Regions from separate parts of the Homo sapiens genome. Here region 1 is linked to region 2. Evidence: read pairs that join two places in POLR2A ChIA-PET (ENCODE). Cell type or tissue: MCF 10A. All regions are shown on one strand.

The links. ChIA-PET counts read pairs that join two places held together with the same protein. Peaks named below come from ENCODE experiments on the same cell type or tissue, not always from the same donor. Only the 100,000 strongest peaks of a DNase experiment are listed, where the experiment ranks them.
Region 1: POLR2A ChIA-PET joins it to region 2 with 6 read pairs; 2 of 35 experiments call an interaction of 5 or more read pairs at or near these places.

Annotation. Positions count from the first base shown.
Region 1 is chr2:46,644,356-46,646,855 of GRCh38, forward strand. The region is part of intron 1 of LOC105374584 (a long non-coding RNA gene); the gene reads left to right. Among named protein-coding and RNA genes, the nearest start is that of CRIPT, 28 kb to the left of the region's middle. In MCF 10A, no CTCF peak of the experiment used is centred here; a DNase peak (open chromatin) is centred at 1,496.
Region 2 is chr2:46,969,401-46,971,900 of GRCh38, forward strand. All of the region lies in intron 3 of TTC7A (tetratricopeptide repeat domain 7A), which reads left to right. Among named protein-coding and RNA genes, the nearest start is that of TTC7A, 29 kb to the left of the region's middle. In MCF 10A, no CTCF peak of the experiment used is centred here; a DNase peak (open chromatin) is centred at 1,481.

The DNA.
Region 1 (2,500 bases), 330 kb before region 2:
GTAATACGGTGAAACCCCGTCTCTACTAAAAATACAAAAAAATTAGCAGGGTGTGGTGGCAGGCACCTGTAGTCCCAGCTACTCAGGAGGCTGAGGCAGGAGAATGGCGTGAACACGGGAGGCAGAGCTTGCAGTGAGCCGAGATTGCACCACTGCACTCCAGCCTGGGAGACAGAGCAAGACTCTGTCTCAAAAAAAAAAAAAAAGGGGGGTGCAGTTTGCAGGCCAGTGGACTAATGCACCCTCACCATATAGCCCCACAGAAATTGGTCTGCCATGGAGCTCTAAAGAACTCATAATTTCTCCAAAAGGACCATCTTTCTACACCTATGCAATTGTTCAAGATCAAGGGTCAGCAAACTGTGGTCCACAGGCCAGTTGCATATTTATGCACATAAAGTTTTATTGGAACATAGCCATAGCCATTTATTCACATAGTGTGTATGGCTGCTTTTGTGTACAATGGCAGAGTTGCAAATCCTAAAATATTTACTGCTTGGCCCTTCAAGAAAAAGTTTCCTGACCCCTGTTTTAGTTAGTTCTGGAATGATGAGCATGTGTGGAAAATCCTCGGGTTGATGCAGAAGCTTAGTGGCTGCACAGTAGTGATACATTGTTTTCCCAGGCTATTTTATTGTTTCTTAATTTCTTAATCACTTTGTGGATTAAATTCATGGCCAGAAGTAACTCAGACATCTCTAAGGATTGTCCTATTGGCATAAGCTAAAGCACGTATTATTCTACATTCATGGATTAAAATATTAAGTAATTTGATCTAGATGATTGTTTACAGTTTAACGCAAATACACTTAGTCTGTTCTGATTATTTACTCAAGGATTATATTACTACATTCACTCAAGAATAATAGTATGTAATCATTTCCTGTGGGATCTGCAATGTTTGGGCCTTCCTTCAAATTCGGTTCTCTGATTTGTCTCCATGACATGGAGTTGGCCTTTAGGTTATGTGATTGAGGTTCCTCAAACAGGATGTTAATTTTCCACTCTTCGTGGCAGGAGAAATATAGTCTAATCTCATGATTTAGTGAGCCAAAGAGCTGTATCCCTTTTCACACTATCCTTCTTTTATAAAATAAATGTTAATTTTGTTTCTTTGTGCATCTTTTGGAACAAACTTGTATTTTCAAAGCCCTCACCCCATACTCAGGTGAGCATACTTTCTAAGGCAGCCCATTTGGAACAAATGAGCTTTAGCCAAGAGTTTAATGATAAAAATATATTGCTTGCAAAAGCTCTAATTTAGCACTCTGGTGCCTCCTACATGGTTTTGCCAACAAACTCATCTTTGCCTGGAATATAGGCTCTTCGAAGGCAGCTGCCACTCTCTCTTCAAGATGTGAGGGGGAAGAGAGTTTGAGGCTTTTCATTGTGAAGGACCCTCCACCCCCGTGTTCCTCCTACAGGCTCCTGATTCACACAGCACAAGTTGAGAAACAGGGAAATGGAATCTTCTTGCCCAGGCATGTAGCAGCTAACTCCTTTGAATCCGAAAAATGTGTGTTCATAATCACCAAGTTTGAAATGCAGAGTCATCACTGCTGCTGGAAATCTGAGGCTGGTTCAGAGCCAGACCAGCTGCTCCTGGGGCCCTCTTCTACTTAAGAGGCAGTCTAGCCTGTGGCCTAGCCTGTTCAAGGTTGCTCTTTCCCCAGAGCCCTGGTACTCCCTCTGTCAAGTTTCCACTTATCTTTCTGGCCTATCCAGGAACCCTTCTCTGAGTTCTCAAGGACTGGCTAGGTGTCCTGCCTCACAGTCACCTACAACCTGCATTTTCCTCATCATAACTTTGAAATTGCTACTTTGCCTATCTTCGCATGGGCTCTTCCTCCAACTACACTGTGAGAGCCTTAAATCCAGAAACCATGTCTTTTTTTTTTTTTTTCAAAGAGAGTCTTAGATGAATTTGCCAGGACTAAAATACAGAGTTCCTTGTTCCCTGTATATAGCCCACTATAGAAATTCAATGGTTTTTGAATGAAAGGATAAATGAGTGAATGAAGGGACTTCGGATCTGGCTGGGGCAGAGACTGTGGAGCTAGAAACTTAGGTTGCTTTCCCTTTCTTCCCTTCCCATCCCTCCTCTTCCAAAACCCAAGTCTGACAGGCTGTGAAGCACCTCTATATACGACTGATGGAGCTTTAATTGTTCACCCAATCTTTAGAAAAGATCCTTTTAATTCAGCACTGTGCCCGAAGTCCAGGCACTTAGCTCTGGATGCCCGACTGCAGAAAATACCAACAGCCAGTAGAAAAACTGCACCAATGCTGGGGGTCCTATTTTAATTATTCTAGAAAAATTCACTTTTTGCTCAGTGTTTGGTTTCATTTGGGGCTGACCTCCTTTCTTGCAGGCCCTAGATTCGTGAAATCTATATTAATCAGCAGAATAATATTAGCCAATTCCTTACCTCGTTTTTCCTTCCCCTCATTTGGACAGCTAGCCTGGTTTGTACTCCTTATCTCAGAGATGAGATGTGAT
Region 2 (2,500 bases):
GGAGGCTGAGGCAGGAGAATGGCGTGAACCCGGGAGGCAGAGCTTGCAGTGAGCCGAGATCGCGCCACTGCACTCCAGCCTGGGCGACAGTGCAACCTCCGACTCCCTGGTTCAAGTGATTCTCCTGCCTCAGCCTCCTGAGTAGCTGGGATTTACAGGCATGTGCCACCATGCCCAGCTAATTTTTGTATTTTTAGTAGAGACGGGGTTTCACCATGCTGGCCAGGATGGTCTCAATCTGACCTCGTGATCCGTCCGCCTCGGCCTCCCAAAGTGCTGGGATTACAGGCATGAGCCAGCGTGCCTGGCCCAGGAAATATTTTTTAAGTAGAGAGGGAGGAACTCCTTTGGGCTGTACACTTGGCTACGTGAATATGCTCATTCATCTATGCATCCGTCTGCATGCTTCCTAAACCCTAGGCCCTGGCCATCACTGGGGTGCAAAGATCAGTCGGAAATGGGTAGAGAGGATGATGACAATGCAGGAAAAAGGCACATACTTAGGAGATGCAGCCAGACTGTTCAACTGGTTTAGACACAGGGAGGCTTAACTCTACCTGGCAGGGTTTCAGAGAAGAGGTGGCTTTGCTTTGAGCTTTTTTTTAAATTGAAATGGGTCTTGTTCTGTCACCCAGCTGGAGTGCGGTGGCATAATCTTGGCTTACTGCAGCCTCCACCTCCCGGGCTCAAGCAATTCTCCCACCTCTGTCTTCTGAGTAGCTTGAGTCACAAGTGTGCGCCACCAAGCCCAGCTAATTTTTTCTATTTTGGGGGGGACGGGGTTTCACCATGTTCCCAGGCTGGTCTCAAACTCCTAAGGTCAAGCAGTCGCTTGCCTGGGCTTCCCAGTGTGCTGGGATTACAGGTGTGAGCCACTTCGCCTGGCCTGCTTTGAGCTTTCAAGAAGGATGGGATTTGGGGTTCTTGGAGAAGCATGATGGGGAGGCCCCTGCGGGGAGTGGAAGGAACAAATGCCACACAGGGAAGGTGGAGGCCCACAGACCATTGTTCCTGAATTCACAGCTTTGCGGTGGCCAGCCCTCTGGAGGCTTGGGGCTGGCAGCTTGAACTAGCCAGTAGCTGGCATCACCCATCCCAGTGCTGGACCCGGAGGTGTGGCAGGAGGGAGCCCAGCCTCAGCACATCTCTCCGGGGACTACAAGGCAGCTGTGTTGAAACAGATCCACTCCATGTCCCCTGGAATTGGCTGTGCCCTGCCACCTGCAGTTGGTCTCCTGGGCCAGGCCTCTGAACAGTTCGTAGGTTCGCCCCACCTTCCTGCAAGGTGGATAGGCTGCATGTCTGGGGAGCAGGGGCTGGCCTAGCTCTGGCAGTGAGCAACGAGGCCTGCCTCCTTGATTCTTTCTCGGTTCCTCTTCCCCCTTTAGTCCTCTGGAATAAGGATCCTCCCCCTCCTGGTTGTGAGTCATTTGGCAGTCGTTGACACCCAGTGTCCTGGGCACCTGGGTCTTTGTGTTGAGCAAGGACCTTCATGTTCTCTGCCCGCTTTCCTCCAGGCCAAGGCAACCGAACTTTGGATCTGGTCACACCCCAGCCTGGCAAAGGGACAAGGTCACTGAATCTGTGTGCATGGGAATGTGGCTAAGAAAAACAATAATAATTCCTTACCTTATATTTGCAGAGCACTTTGCACTTTGTCAGACATGACCAGGCTTGTGTTTTTTCATCCAGCCAGCAAATGCTTGTCCAGTACCTACTGTGTGCCAGGTGGTAGAAAAGTAAACACGATTAGGTTGATGTCTTGAAGGAGCCTACAGTCTGGGGAAACATATGAACAAATAAGTATAAGAAATGGTGAGTCAGGAATATGTATAGACTGGGGCTTAAAGGAGGAATGTTTGGTTATACCAGGGAATATCGGGAAGGGCTTTGTAGAGGAGGTGGCATTTAGTGGGTCAGAATATGAACAGTAATTTTGGGTAGACCTGGTGGGGTGGATACATTCCAGGCAGGAGGAACAACTTGAGCAAGTCAAGAAGGCATCCTACAACCTAGCAGTTGGGAGCAGGAGGTTAGTTGTGGATATGGCAGGTAAGGTGAGGGATGAGGCTGGAGAATTGATACCAGGAGGGCCTGGTGTGGAGCTTCCAGAAGTTGGACCTTACTCTGTAGCAGTGTGGACCCCTGGAGAGTTTTAGAAGGATCCCCCTGGGGATTAGAGTGAGACTGGAGGCAGGGAGGCCAGTTAGGCCGATGTAGTCATCCACTCAGGAGATAAAACCTGAAATAAGGTAATAGGAAGAGAGGAAGGGAAGGTTTGAAGTGCTGAGGACTTGGTCATTAGGTGGATGTTGGGGCTTATAGGGCAGGAAACAGTTGAGGATTCTTCCATTATACATCTCTTCAGTAAGTTCATCTTGAGCCTCTACTTACTACATGTAAAGTACCTAAAGTGTACTGTGTGGGCACAAAGATGGGACAGACATTGATTCTTCCCGTTGGGAACCAATAGTTCAGAAGGACAGCACTCTCTAGTCAG